Regions from separate parts of the Homo sapiens genome. Here region 2 is linked to region 1. A link is a contact called in ENCODE Hi-C or POLR2A ChIA-PET data. All regions are on one chromosome and are shown on one strand. The core of a region is the stretch at or near the end of the contact, and the rest is flanking DNA. Distances in the headings are between cores, read along the strand shown.

The links. Hi-C counts contacts between places; a loop is a spot of excess contacts on that map. ChIA-PET counts read pairs that join two places held with the same protein, here RNA polymerase II (POLR2A). Pooled maps may share reads with other maps.
Region 2: a pooled map shows a loop between it and region 1 (8-fold over the local background). The contact joins the enhancer-like site here to the promoter of STMP1 in region 1. A Hi-C loop is called at or near these places in 3 of 50 pooled maps. POLR2A ChIA-PET finds 5 or more read pairs at or near these places in 2 of 52 experiments (Caco-2 and naive thymus-derived CD4-positive, alpha-beta T cell).

The regions. Positions count from the first base shown.
Region 1 is chr7:135,657,921-135,665,640 of GRCh38, reverse strand. STMP1 (short transmembrane mitochondrial protein 1) reads right to left here and starts at 3,127. Exons shown (of 3, transcript NM_001130929.2): 1 at 3,047-3,127. The coding sequence starts at 3,061. It also overlaps the pseudogene RPL15P11 and the pseudogene RNU6-1154P. RefSeq lists silencers at 266-560, 3,033-3,252 and enhancers at 1,344-1,868, 1,869-2,393.
Region 2 is chr7:138,748,541-138,756,260 of GRCh38, reverse strand. ATP6V0A4 (ATPase H+ transporting V0 subunit a4) reads left to right here. Exons shown (of 22, transcript NM_020632.3): 10 at 479-572; 11 at 3,424-3,636; 12 at 6,944-7,094. Among named protein-coding and RNA genes, the nearest start is that of TMEM213, 46 kb to the left of the region's middle. RefSeq lists an enhancer at 5,298-6,100. Within about 2 kb of position 3,605, at least 8 of the 41 ENCODE cell types and tissues checked have a DNase peak (open chromatin) inside an H3K27ac peak, as active enhancers do.

The sequences.
Region 1 (7,720 bases), core at 1,878-4,377:
CGCAAAGACGACACACAAATTTCTGAAGCACTGCATTTAAAAAAAAAAAAAAAAGTCTAGGAGCAGTGGCTCAAGCCCATAATCCAACACTTTGAGAGACTGAGGTGGGAGGATTGCTTCAGCCTGGGAGTTCAAGACCAGCCTGGGCAATATAGTGAGACCCTATCTCCACTATTAAAAATAGTAATAATAAAGGGGAAAAACTGCAGTAAAAGAAAAGGGGAAAATCACAGGAACAAGGTCTCTTCAAGATAGGGACAAAGGGAGAATATTTTAATCTGAGGAGGAATATGAATAATGGAAGGACGTTATCACCAACACAAGCAAGTGCAGTGGTTTTCAAACTGTCCACAAATCACAACTGTAGGAGAAACATCTTAGACGGTTCCAAAATGTGTAATGACAACGCACTGCTTAACTTGTGACTGTTTCATCACTTCTAAACCTTTCCTATCACCTACCCTTCTGAGAGAAGCTAATCCCCACTTGAGAAGAAACTCAATCAGGGTTCAAATGAACCCTGCAAAAGAAAAACTGAACACTATCTGAATCCTTGTTGAGTGCTCCTGTTTTTAAGTTCTTTAATGTGTTAACTCATTTTTAATCCTCACAACAAAACTGTGAGGTGGGTTTGCATTTTCAGATGTGGAAATGGGAGCACAGAAAATTTCAATAGCCCACCCACGCTACCACAGCTTGAAAATGATGGGAGGCAGAGTTCAAACTGAGAAGTCTGACTCTGAAGTTTAATCTCTTAAACACTAGAACATGATGGTCATTTTTTAATAGATGAAATGACTGCACACAAAGAGAAATACTTGCTCAACTTTAGAGTCAGTGGCTCATTTGACAGAGGTGGAATCAATGTGAAAAGTAATGCTATCCACTTATTTAAAAAAAAAAGCAATGAGGTGGAAGACCAGAGGGTGAGAGAACATCAGTGTTCAGTTACTTCTGAGCTAGGAATATAATTGACAGCTTTAGCATCTCTCCTTAAATACTGAGAATTCTGAATTCTCAAATCAGAATCTGACCAGGCACAGTGGTGGCTCATGCCTGTAATCCCAACACTGTGGGAGGCCTAGGCAAGACCTGTCTCTACAAAAAAAAAATTTTAAAATTAGTCACGGGTGGTAGTGCGGGCCTGTAGTCCTAGCTACTACTAAAGAGGCTGAGGTGGGAAGGCTGCTTGAGGCCAGGAATTAAAGACTGCACTGAGCCATGATTGTGCCACTGGACTCTAGCCTAGGTGACAAAGAGAAACCTTGTCTCAAAAAAAAAAAAAAAAAAAAAAAATTAACACACAGTAAAAGTTTATTGCAAAACCAAATAGACTCATTCTGCAAAACCACTTAGAAAGTTAACTGTAATTGAATCATGTCCTCTCAGTTTATCAATGAGCAACAGATATAGTAAGCAGCTCAATTACATCATTCTATACTCTGGAGCTAAGTGATACCGCTTTTAATCTAGTGTTTACTACAAGAAAATGACTGTCATTATTCTGAACTCCTAAACTAACATCTAGTTAGGACACTACAGAAACTCCTAGAGGCAAAGGAGCAGCCCTGTCTTAGCTGGGCAGATTAAGGACACTCTTTTGACTAATTGGATTTAACAATCCATTACCATCTTTCAAAAGGACAAAAGGGGTGCATTTTGTGTTTTAATCTCTTTGATAAAGATACAGCATTTGGGGCCGGGCGCGGAGGCTCACGCCTGTAATCCCAGCACTTTGGGAGGCTGAGGCAGGCAGATCCCGAGGTCAGGAGATCGAGACCATCCCGGCCAACGGGGTGAAACCCCGTCTCTACTAAAAATACAAAAATTAACTGGGCCTGCTGGCGCGCACCAGCTACTCGGGAGGCTGAGGCAGGAGAATCGCTTAAACCCAGGAAGCGGAGGCTGCAGTGAGCCGAGATCGCACTACTGCACTCCAGCCTGGCGACAGAGCGGGACTCCGTTAAAACAAACAACAAAAAAAGATACAGCATTTGAGCCGGGAGCAGTGGCTCACGCCTGTAATCCCAGCACTTTCGTAGGCTGAGGTGGGTTGATCACTTGAGGTCAGGAGTTCGAGACCAGCCTGGCCAACTTGGTGAAACCCGTCTCTACTAAAAATACAAAAATTAGCTGAGCATCCTGGTGCGCGCCTGTAATCCCAGCTACTCCGGAGGCCGAGGAGGGAGAATCGGTTGAACCCGGGAGGCGGAGGTTCCAGTGAGCCCAGATTGCGCCACTGCACTCCAGCCTGACGACACAGCGAGACTCCGTCTCAAAAAAAATAAAAAATAAAAAAAAATAGAGGTTGAAAGCATCAAGTTTTGAATGCACAATAGCTTGGCAGAAAAACTTTCACTTGAAAATTTGATGAGCAACTCCTGGAACCTTCACCAAGCAATTTTTGAAATATACCGAGTTTTGCCAGAAAACTCGTTTTTAACTCAAATAAGGAGCCAAGAGAAATAGTCTGCTTACTCATGCTTACACATTTTGGGAAAAATTACTTGTATACCAGTGTCTGACTCATTCCTCCAACTCTGAAAGGTCTGATGAGGACTTAGCCTCTCGGACTTCGTGAGGTGGCTAATTTACGGTTTATTCCTGGCCTTCCTACCTCCTCAGAAAAGCCAACTAGCAGGGCTCCACAGCAGGGACCGGCCGGCGACCATGTAATGGAACAGGAGCGCAGAAAGAAAGGGGGGCGGACTACGAAAAGTCATCAAGGACCACACAAGCTTTAATACAAAGATTGCACAATGAGCGCGGGGCGCGGCACACAATAAGAAGCTCTGGAAACGCACACTCTCTGACACCTCAAAGTTTTAGGGACTTGGATGGCTGCAGAAAAATATTGGCAAAGGGATTTTCTGGGGAGGCAGGAAGAAAACGGCCGCCCTGCGAGGCGACGACCAGGCGCGGGGGACGAAGGGACCGCTGGACCCACGCCCAGGCCGGGTCGGCGGGGTCGGCAATCCTCAAGGGGGAAATGGGGTCCGAGGCACGCCCCAGGCAGCGGGCCCCGCTCTTCGGCAGCTCCACTCACCAGGAACTGGAGCATGATGTCGGTGGGGAGGGCGAGGAGGGCGCGAAGGACTGCAGCAGCTCCGCGGGCCGGTCCGAGCCTACCTCCCCATGCGCGGGGGGGGCGGAACCCCTCGTCGACTTCCGGGTCACGCCACGCCCCGCCCCGCTCCTCCCACTCAGCCCGCGCCCGGAAACGACTTGCAGTGTCGCAGCGCCCAGGTTCCCCCTGGCGGAGCGCGTTGGCCTCACCGCCTGAACCGGCGGGGCAGCGAGCGCGCGACAGGACTTGCGAAGAGCAAGTCCCGAGCCTGGCTGGGCATCCTTGAGCATCCCGCCTCTGTAAACCTGGGCCGAGGCCCAGGAATCTATATTATTCTCAGCACGCGGACTATTCTGATACACAGCCCAGTTTAGGGCTCTCTAACCTAGAAGGACGGCATGAGCAGCGGGTCCCATCCCTAGGTTCGCAGCTGAATCGTGGGGGCTTTTGCAGCATCCTCTACTTGGGCCCAGCTGGACTTTGCGGGGAGGAAAGGAGGCTTGTAGCTCTCAAAGCTCCGCAGGTGTGCTGTGTAATCAGCGTTGTGTAATCAGGTGTTGTGTAATCAAGGTAGAGGCTGGGTACCGTATGGGGCCCATGCTGCCGTGTGCCGCACGCCAGTCACTGAGATGATGAGTTTTGTAGCAGAGAAAAGGTTTATTCACCAGGCAGCCAGCCGAGGAGACGGGAGAACAGATCTCAAATCTGCCTCCCCAAAGATGGGTTTTAGGGATATTTATGGGATAGAGGAGCAGGGTGGTCTGAGGTGTGGGGAAAGGCGGTTGAAGGTAAGGAAAAGTTTGGCAATGGGTTATCTGCGCGAGGTAGTCAAGCTTCATGGCTCTTTATAGGATACATGGTCACAAAATGACATCCTTAGCATGATCTGAGTGTGGAGGTTTTGGCCCTCTAATGTCAGAAGGACACCCATCGGGCTTTCATGCAGGCCCAGTTGAGAGGTTGGTGGTTTAAACTGTACAAGAACTGACCCCAACTTCCTGAAAAACAAGAAACCTTTATCAAGCAACCCAGATGTCAGAGATGTTATCCATAAGGAAGATAGTGGGAGCTTAGATATATATTGTTTAGCTCTGTGACTTTAGCTATGTGGGTTTTTTAATCCACTAAAAGCAGGTGACTAAAAACAAGTGAGAGAAGTTGCATTTGGCAGGCCTCATCAGGTTGGCTCTCAGTTTCACTGGCCTAGCTGGGTTTCTTGCCTGGGATGGCCATAGGTCCTGTTGACAATTTGTATCATCGCCACAAAGAGTCTGTTCTGTCAGTCTTCCGGTCTGTGTATGTGTGTGTTTTTTTCTCTCTTTCTCTTTTAAAGAATTTATTTTAAGCCTATTATACCACACAGTATGTTTTAAACACTAACTCCCTAATAAGATATATAACTCCCTAATAAGATAAAGCAAAGACAAAAAAAGTTCATCTTATTAGAAACAAGATACACCATCCCTTATTGTCTTCAAAAATTATTGCACTTTAATTTTCATAATTTGACAAAGCATTCATGAAACAATCTGCAGACTAGTTTTAACAGACAAATAACACCTGTAAGCAGACATGACTGTCCTAAATTATTAGGTACGAATTTTACAAACTTTTTTTTTTTTTTGAGACGGAGTCTCGCTCTGTCACCCAGGCTGGAGTGCAGTGGCGCAGTCTCGGCTCACTGCAAGCTCCGCCTCCCGGGTTCACGCCATTCTCCTGCCTCAGCCTCCCGAGTAGCTGGGACTACAGGCGCCCGCCACCACGCCCGGCTAATTTTCTGTATTTTTAGTAGAGACGAGGTTTCAACGTGTTAGCCAGGATGGTCTCGATCTCCTGACCTTGTGATCCGCCCGCCTCGGCCTCCCAAAGTGCTGGGATTACAGGCGTGAGCCACCACGCCTGGCCCAAACTTTACTTATATTAGTGGTAACGGTGGAGCTGGAGAGTATCACGCCTTCTCCAAGCTGCCCAGCAAGAACCATCAATAGTGTGGTGGAACTTATGGCACTTTCCAAGGCCACAGCTCCTTTGGCCTGCAGATGTCAGCCCACACATCTCCCTCTGCTTGTGGACTGGTTTGGTGATCGACTGGGTGTCAGGATTTCTTCTGATAACTTCATAGAATGGATCAATGAGGATAACCTCAAAAAATCTGTATGTGGAATCTTCACCAACCCAGTAAGAATTCAGGACTCTTAGAGCCCCACAGTTGTGTCCAACTCGCTCCTCTGCAATGGACTGAAGGCTTCGAGCAAACTTCAGCTGGTTAACACCATGATGGACAGGCTTGCCATAAGTTGCACCCTTAGGAATTGGGCATTTTTGACCACCATGGTGAACATGAATCCTATATATAATGTAACCTTGCTTGGCCTTGTAGCCCAGCTGGCGTGCTTTATCAGGCCAGGTGGGGCAGGGAGCCCCGTGGACAGCAGATAGCTGGCAGTACTGCCAGCAGCAGACCCTCAGAAGAAAGCGCATGACATCAGACTGCTTCTTCCTCCATTGCTCCTGGATGTACTTGTATGCATCCATTTTGGCTTACCTGATGGCTGCTGCCAGACAGAAAGGAAAGAGCTTACTCCCCCTGGTCTGTGTTTTAACATTAATGCTGATCAGTTGTTGCATTTAAACTGCAAAGGAGAGGGGATATAACGAGGCATGTCTGACCTCCCGTACCATCATGTCTGGGAACTCAGTTTTAAGGTCTTTCTGGAGTCCCTTTGGCCAAAAAGAGGGTCTGTTCAATCAATGGAAGGAATTTAGGATGTTTAGTTTACCTAGGGAATAGGAAAGCTATAGAAATCTAATCAACATTTCCTATTTCTGCTTTTCTCCAAACATCTCTCATTGTTCTCTCTGTCTTCCCCCACCCACTTCCTGGTTTTTCTGCTTTCCAGCATATTGCCACAGCAACCGACCTGGGTTTATTTATTAAATGGCTAACCAATAGAGACACTCTGTGGTTAGCCATTTGTATTAGTCTGTTTTCGCACTGCTATAAAGAACTCCCTAAGACTGGGTAATTTGTAGAGGATAGGCGTTTAACTGACAATTCTGCATGGCTGGGGAGGCCTCGGCATACTTAAAATCATGGTGGAAAGCTAAAGGGAAGCAAGGAATATCTCACATGGTAGCAGGAGAGAAAAAGGGAGGGGGGAGCTGCCAAACACTTTTAAACCATCAGATCTCTTGAGAACTCACTCACTATCAAGAGAACAACAGCATGGGGGAAACTGCCCCCGTGATCCAATCACCTCCCGCCAGGTCCCTCCCTCGACACGTCGGGGCTACAGGGATTACAATTGGAGATGAGATTTGGGAGGGGCCACAGAGCCAAACCATATCACCATTTAACAAGTAAACTCAAGTAAGTTGAGTTTACTCCTAATAGGATCTCTCTCTCTTTGCCATTCTCGAATGCCAGGGAAAGGAAAACTGATGGGTCAAGATGGTGTCAGATGCTCCACAATCAACTACAACTAGAAAGGGCAGGGTCTCTGAACTAAAGTGGCTGCCAAGAGGGAAGAGGGAAGGGATACTAGGAGATGGCTACAACACACCATACTTTCCAGTCTGTCCAGGTTAAAACTTGACTCACTCAAGACTTAACCAGTGCTTCTCAACTTTAATCTTCATTCACATCACCTGGGCATCTTATTAAACTACAGGTTCTGATTCAGTACGTCTATGGTAGGGCCTAACTTTCTGCATTTCTTTCAACCCCAAATGATGTTGCTGGTCTATGGACCAGACTTTGAGTTGCAAGATGCCGGACTGTGAGCTACACTGAGGGTGAGGACTTCACCTGTTGAGCTCATGACTCCATCCTCAGCGCCCAACAAGTGTCTGGCACAGCCTCTGAACGCAATATAAGGATAGTTATTAAAATTTATTTCGTAGAACCTTATCCTCTCCTTAAGATAAGGCTTAAATGAAGCCTAGCTTTTCCTCTAAGGCTTTTTCAAAGGTGTTTTCTCTAAATAAACACAGGGCATGGAGAAGCAAGGCAGGACTCTTTTGTTCCCCACTGCTACTTCCAGATTATCCCTTCAATATCCTTATATAAAAACACTTCCTTTACTTTCCTGTTTACCATTAGCTCCCCCTTCCCTTTTTTTTTTTTTTTTTTTTGCAGTGGGGTCTAGCTCTGTCACCCAGGCTGGAGTGCAATGCCGTGATCTCGGCTCACTGCAACCTCCGCCTCCTGGGTTCAAGCGATTCTCCTGCCTTGGCCCCCTGAGTAGCTGGGATTACAGGCGCCCGCCACCATGCCCAGCTAATTTTTATATTTTTAGTAGAGACAGGGTTTCATTGTGTTGGCCAGGCTGGTCTCAAACTCCTGACCTCATGATCCACCCGCCTTGGCCTCCCAAAGTGCTGGGATTACAAGCGTGAGCCACCGCACCCAGCCTACCTTTAGCCCTTCTTAATGTCTTAATCTGTTGATTTCTGAGGCAGTCTCCTCATTCACTGAAGGCTTTGGCATCTAACCCACAGCCTTCCTTTCAGTGCCACATTATCGTAATTTTGGGTGACTTCAAGGCCATATGCACTTGTACTTTCCAGATCTCCTTCCTTCCAGTGACCTTCACCTTCACTCCCCTTCAGCAGTGCTCTACCGTGATCGTTAACACTTTGTCATATCCTAGA
Region 2 (7,720 bases), core at 2,356-4,855, 3.1 Mb before region 1:
GTGAGGGTAACTAAAAGTGGACATGTTCCCCATTTCAGTCTATTCCATCTGAGACTTTTCATCAGCTGCTCCAGAGTAATCCAACTGCATGGCTAACTTGTTTTGGATTTTACAGAATCGTGTTACATGTAGCTCCATAGAAGCAGAAATGACTCAGTGCAGAGGATATTAATACATTAATAGATTCTTAGGAAGGGGCAAGCCCAGCTTGCAGTCTTATTTACCCAGCAACTCACAGGTTTTATGGTTTGAATGAAGCTCATTCATATAACAGAACTGCAGCCTCAATTCACAGCACAAGTGACGTACTGGGAACCCTTATGACTGGGACTCCTTTTCCAGTGGCCAAAGACGCAGTTATTCTAGGATAGGCTGGCCATCTAACTAAAGTCAGCAAACGATGTCTTAGCAGAAAAGGGGATGCAGAATGCTTTGCAGCAAGAACTCACCTGTTTCCTTTGGAATATATTAAACACAGGTTTCGAGCCACTGTCTACCCTTGCCCAGAGCCTGCGGTGGAGCGCAGAGAGATGTTGGAGAGCGTCAATGTGAGGCTGGAAGATTTAATCACCGTGAGTGAGGGGTTTGGGCGCATGGTCTGATGGCAGCTGCAGGAGGGCTGCCTCTGCTGTTTTCATACAAGCCCTGCCCCCCAGGGCCCTTGCTGGGAGGCTGGCTGGAATGCTGGCTATGCCTTTCTGGTTGTGGCTGTGGAAGATTTCACAATTGGGAAACTGTTCGATAAGCTAGAGGGAACGAAGCTGTGTCTTAAGAATGCTTTGCCCAGGGTCAGATTTGACCACAGCCCTAGTCAGCCTTCAGGTGGCCACCCCGATCTGATAAAAGGCACCCTTTATTGCCAGCCTCGGCCTAGACGGAATCTATGATACAACCACCCAGCCAATTAAGTTGAACAACCAGTTTGACTGATTATTTTCCCACTGAATTGCCTGGTTGTTTAAGCTGATGGGTTAATTCTGTAAAAACAGTGAGTCTAGTTTCACCATGTGAACATTCATTCATCCCAAACTCATTTTCTTTGTAAAGTCTGTCACCATCCAGGGTCACTCAACACACTTATGATCAGAAATCTTTCTTCAATCACAGCAGCTTTGAAAGTAATCACTGAAAACAGCTGGGCCTCCCTCGCTGGCAGACTCTCATCAGTGCTAGAGTTCGATAGAACTTTCGGTTATGATAGAAGGTTCATGTGTCCTGTGCTGTCCAACACTGTAGTCACGAGCCACATGTGGCTATTGAGCCCTTGAAACATGGCTAGTGCCACTAAGTCATTTAGTTTGTATTTTTAATTTTAATTCAATTTAAATTTTAGGGCTGGGTGCGGTGGCTCATGCCTATAATCCCAGCACTTTGGGAAGCTGAGGTGGGTGGATCACTTGAGGTCAGGAGTTCAAGACCAGCCTGACCAAACTGGTGAAACCCCATCTCTACTAAAAATACAAACACTAGTCAGGCGTGGTGGCAGTCACCTGTAGTCTAGTCTCAGCTACTCGGGAGGCTGAGGCAGGAGAATCGTTTGAACCTGAGAGGCAAAGGTTTCAGGGAGCCGAGATCGCGCCACTGCACTCCAGCCTGGGCAACAAAGCGAGACTCCATCTCAAAATAAAATAAAAGGAAATAAAATACATAAAATTTAGTAGCTGCATGTGGCTGTGGTAGAAGTCAACTCAGTTTTAGATTCTGGACAAGTATGTTAAGAAATTAGATATGTGCCTCTTTCAAAACCCTTAGGCTAGCAGACAACTTTACTTTTCCAGAAAACCTGTGTTTAATTTTTTTTTTTTTTTTTTTGAGATGGAGTTTTGCTCTTGTTGCCCAGGCTGGAGTGCAGTGGCGCAATCTCGGCTCACCGCAACCTCCGCCTCCCGGGTTCAAGTGATTCTCCTGCCTCAGCCTTCCGAGTAGCTGGGATTACAGGCATGCGCCACCATGCCTGGCTAATTTTGTATTTTTAGTAGAGATGGGGTTTCTCCATGTCGGTCAGGCTGGTCTCGAACTCCCGACCTCAGGTGATCCACCCACCTCATCCTCCCAAAGTGCTGGGATTACAGGCGTGAGCCACTGCGCCTGGCCTGTGTTTAATTTTTTAATCCTCTCCATTACTTCTTTGTCACTTGTCAGGAACACTGTTTCCCCAAAGCCATTGAAGTCCTTTCCCCCCAATTCTCCATGCTTGATTTTATGAAAACGTCATGAGGAGAATGGAAAATAAATTCTGCTAGATGTGTGCTTACATTTAGTATGACGGGTTGCTGCTGTGTCGAGGGCTTCAGATGATCCCAGCTGAGCAGCTTCTGCAGGGGCAGCTTTCTCCTTTGGCTCAGTCCCTGCCAAAGATGAATCTTAGACACTGTCTGATGCTGAGGCATATAATTCGGGCTATGCTCTTTGAGGTTTCTGAAAGTCACCTCTGTGCTGAGGTGCTCTTGTCTCCTGGAAATCCCCAGGCCAGGGGGCATTATATTGCAAAGTGACAGGTAGTATTGGGCTTGTGAGATGCTTCGGTGGCCTCATGGCTCTCGTTAATCTTAGAGCCAGCATGTCTGTCTTACAGTGTGTCTCTTACAGAGGCCATGTGTGCTGAAAAAGATTACCCTGTTTGTTGTATCATCAAAACATAAAAATGATTCCATTAAATAAATTCTGTGTGGGCCCAATTGTCCATTCATTCCTTCATTCATTCACTTGTCATTTATTGGAGGGATTATGTATGTAAAGGGTTGTGGTAGATGTAGTAATCTCTTAGGGTTGCTGTAACAAATTACAGCAAACTGGGTGGCATAAGACAATAAAGATTTATTCTGTCATGGTTCTGGAGGCCAGAGGTCTGAAATCAAGGCGTCAGCAGGGCCGTGCTCCCTCGGAAGACCTGAAGGGAGCCCCCTCCTTGCCTCTCCCCAGCTCTGGTGCTGCGGGCCGTCCTCCGCATTCCTTGGCTTGCAAGTGCCTACTTCTCTGCCTCTGTTGTCACGTGGTATTCTTCCCTGTGTGCCTCTGTGTCTACGTTTCTTATCAGGACAGTGGTCATATGGGATTAGAGCCCATTCAAATCCAGTATGACCTCTTCTTAACCTGATTCCATCTGCAAAGACCCTCTTTCCAAAAAGGCCATATTCACAGGTATCAGAGTTCAGGACTCTTTTATGTGGACAATTCAACCCATAACAATAGGACAATGAGGAATTTAGAAGAAAAGGAAGATACAATCTCTGCCTAAGGGTTTTAGCCTCTAGCGGGGGAGATAAACTGCTCAGGAGAGTTCAAGGCCAGGTGACAGCCACAGGTCAAAGGAGCCTGCCAGAGCAGAGGAAGCTGCTGTGGCCTGTGACACTCCATTTTTGGCACCTTGTCAAACAGCTCTGTGAAGGTTCTCTGTTTTCCTGTGTGTTGTTTTTTGTATAGGTCATAACACAAACAGAGTCTCACCGCCAGCGCCTGCTGCAGGAAGCCGCTGCCAACTGGCACTCCTGGCTCATCAAGGTGCAGAAGATGAAAGCTGTCTACCACATCCTGAACATGTGCAACATCGACGTCACCCAGCAGTGTGTCATCGCCGAGATCTGGTTCCCGGTGGCAGATGCCACACGTATCAAGAGGGCACTGGAGCAAGGCATGGTGCGTGGCAGGTGGAGCCAGGAGGGGTCCGATGAGTCAGCCCCTCTGCTGGGCTCTCAGAGGGTGTTGGCCTCATGGGCCACATGAACTCAAGTGACTTGGTGGTAGGATTGCTTCCTTCATCTTTGTGTCTTCAGTTATCAACCCCACTCGAGGACATAAAAGAAATTCCTTTGTCTTTTCAGTGTTTGACAGTTGTTCACCATTTTTTGACCTTTTGTGAGTACGTATTGAGGTTTTTTTAAAAAAAAAAAAAAAATAGAATCTCGCTCTGTAGCCCAGGCTGTTGTGCAGTGGCACAGTCTCGGCTCACTGCAACCTCTGCCTCCCGGGTTCAAGTGATTCTCCTGCCTCAGCCTCCCGAGTAGCTGGGATTACAGGTGCGCCCTACCACGTCCAGCAAATTTTTGTATTTTTAGTAGAGACGGGGTTTCACCATGTTGGCTGGGCTGCTCTTAAACTCCTGACCTCAGGTGATTCGCCTGCCTCAACCTCCCAAAGTGCTGACATTACAGGTGTGAGACATCACACCCGGCCATACTGAGCATTAATGTGCCAGTCTCTCAGCTAGACTATCGTTTTGGGGGGATTTTGTCTTTTTTTTCTTATTAAAGATGGGGACCTCGCTATGACACCCAGGCTGGAGTGCAGGGCTGTTCACAGGCATGGGCATACTGCCCTACAGCCTCAAACTCCTGGGCTCAGGTGATCCTCCCATCTCAGCCTCCCAAGTGGCTAGGACTACAGGCACGCGCCACCATGCCCAGCTCCACTCTGCTAGACTGTAGATACCACCTGTTACCTCATGGAGGTTATAGTCTAGCTAGAAAGATGAATAACCAAGCATCTATAATAAGAGCCAAAATATGTAGATCGCTTGCGGTGTGTCCGAGATGGCTAAGCACTCTGTCCTCGTTGAGTTCTCACCGCTCCCTCCATTCATTCCTTAGACATTCCCTGTGTACTAGGAACGGATCTAGGGCTTACACACTGGCAGGCCAAGACCCTGCTTTGATAGACATTCTAGAAAGGGACACGGAGGCATGTCCGTGACTAATGAGATTTCAGGCAGTGATGAGTGGTGGGCAGGAAACCAAGCAGGGGACGGCGAGGGGCAGGATGGAGAGTGGGGGCTTGTTCTGATCACCGTTATTCACCCCATTGAAGGAGGGACCCCCTCCTGCCCTAAATAGTACAAGATGGCCGAACACATTACCCTGACACTGGACAGACGGGCTTGACAGCTGTTTTTAGTCACTCGTCTTCAGAGCCCAGGGGAGAAGGACACCGCACGCCATGCGGGCCACACAGGGCTTGCCCTCGGGAACTGCGTTTGGGAGCAGAGTGAAGCAGCAGGGCCGGTGGGAGGCAGGCTCTGCAGTGAACGAGGGTGAGGTGACCTTTGGTTCTTGCAGAAGGATGTGATTAGCTTGTTTGAATAATTTCACGGGGTGGGAGGAGTGAAGCCATTAGGTTGAGGAGTGGGTGGCATGCAGCTGGTTTGGCCGATGGGGAACTAGCTGGGTGGCATATCTGGTGACGGCAGATCTCGTGTTATCTGAAGAAACCCTCTCTGAGCAGGCGGCATTGATAGCATGGGAAGGTTGGGGGCGGGAGGAAGGGTTTTTCAGGCGGAGGAATCTGAAGGTAAAGGCCTTGCAGTAGGAATGGGTTAGAAGGTGGGAGCTTTCTTTATCCCCTTCGTACAGATAAAGAAATGGAGGCACAGAAAGTAGAAGTAACCTGACTACAGTCCTATAGCCAGGAGGCAGGGTTTGAATACAGAAACTGTTCCTCAAAACAGTCGATGCCCCCACATCATGGTCCAAAAACCACCTAAATGGGGCACTTAAAAAGCATTTCAACCAGGCTGAGCAGGGCGGGGGTGCGTCCTGGAGGAAGTGATGCATGCGCAGAGCGCTGGGAGGCTGGCCGGGGAGCAGGTGAAGGGAGGTGCGGCCTCCTGAAAGCAGAGGAGGATTGAAGCTGGGACCGTGAGCACTCGTCCAGCTGGTGTCAGATCCCAGTGGGTGTGCATGTGGCACGTGCTGTCGGGTGTGCGGTGGCTGTACGGTTCCTGGACAGGGAGCACTTGGAATTGTTAAGACTCGAGTAGGTAGAATGGATGCAGTGGCTCACGCCTGTAATACCAGCACTTTGGGAGGCTGAGGTGGGAGGATCATTTGAGCCTAGGAGTTCAAGACCAGCCTGTGTAACATAGCACTGTATGGCTGTAGTCCCAGCTACTCAGGAGGCTGTGGCGGGAGGATCACTTGAGCCCAGAAGTTTGAGGCTGTAGTGAGCTATGATCATGTTACTGCACTCCAGCCTGGGACTTCCTGTCTCAGGAAGAAAAAAAAAGAAAAAGAAAAAAGACTTGAGCAAGTGGAGAAGAGAGGTGGCTAGTGTAGACATGGCCAGTTTCCATGGGGAAGCGTGGGGAAGGGTGAAGGTGTGAATGGAGGATTAAGGCATATTGTTAAGTAGTCTTGATCACAAGACTAAAGAGTTTTGATTTCATTCTTTAGGCGATAGGCAGCCTTTGAAGATTTTAAAGCAGGAGAGTAACATGAGTAAAATAGTGCTTTTTGTTTGTTTTATTAAAAGAGTGCTTGAGCAATCTAGGTGTTAGATAAACGGAGAGGGGAGAGGCTGGCAGAGATGCTGAGGCTTGGAGCTAGGGTGATAGCTGTGGGAATCGGAGGAAAGATTCCGAAAGGAGAACTAGCAAGCTTTGCTGGGTGATCGACTGACTGAAACCAGAGAAGGACAAATCCATGATTCCAAGATTCTAGGAATCTGGGAGAATGGAGGCTCTGCTGAAGGGGCAGGGAGTTTGTGGAGGGGACCTGGCTTTGTGGAGAGTTGATGAATTCAGGATTAGACTCCTGGATTTTGTGGGGTTGGTGACACATTGGAGTTTGAAAGTCTAAGCAGGCAATTAGGAAAAAATTGGGGAAGGGCCAGAGCCATTTGGAAGAGGGGGATGAATTGAGAAAGTGGAGAGGAGGAAAGCATAGAGGGCCAGGAGTCATAACATTCGCATTTACAGCAGTAGGAGACGGGAGATTGTCAGAGACTCCAGAGGGACTCAATTCTCTTGACAGCCCTCCCATGAGATGAATTGGATAAGTATTGGGAAGGTATTAACTCTCTACACATAAGGTCGTGAGTCTCAGAGAGATCAAGAGATTGCCCCAAGTTCGCTCAGTGAGGGACGGCAGGAGCTGGGACTGTGACCTTTGTGCTGACACCCAGCCCAAGACTCTTCTCCTTACATCTTTGTCGCTTTTTTTTTTTTTTCCAGGAACTAAGTGGCTCCTCCATGGCCCCCATCATGACCACAGTGCAATCTAAAACAGCCCCTCCCACATTTAACAGGACCAATAAATTCACAGCTGGCTTCCAGAATATTGTTGATGCCTATGGTGTCGGCAGCTACCGGGAGATAAACCCAGGTAAAGATCTGATGAACTGCACGACTGGGTAGCTTGAAAGTGAAAACTGGTAAGATGGACCCCTGAGGTGACCGAGGTGGTGAACTTGTTAAAACTGTGAGGCTTGGGGCTAGGGTAGTAGCTGTGGGAATCAGAGGAATAAGTAGGATAGTAGGGGCAAGTAGTAGGATTCCTAAAATCCTCCTTGGTTTCGTAATACCCTGTGGTGTCGTCTATAAATGCCGATTGGTGAAAGAATTGTTCTTTGTCTTCACCTGTGCACCCTTAAACTGCAACCTCATCAGGCAGCCGAAGTCAGTGTTCATTTCCTTCACCAATACAATGAGGGCCATATCTTGGCATCTTCACAGTCCTGTGGTTATTGTGTGGGAAAGACACCAGTACACAGAACTTAGAAGACTCGATTCTTGGTGTCCTAAGCTGTGGAATCTTGCTACCTTGGTTAATAAAATAAAGGTGTAGGCTGGGTTTGGTGGCTCACGCCTGTAATCCCAGCACTTTGGGAGGCGGAGGAGGTGGATCGCTTGAGGTCAGGAGTTCGAGACCAGCTTGACCAACATGGCAAAACCCTGTTTCTACTAAAAATACAAAAATTAGTAGGGCATGGTGGCAGGCAGCTGTAATCC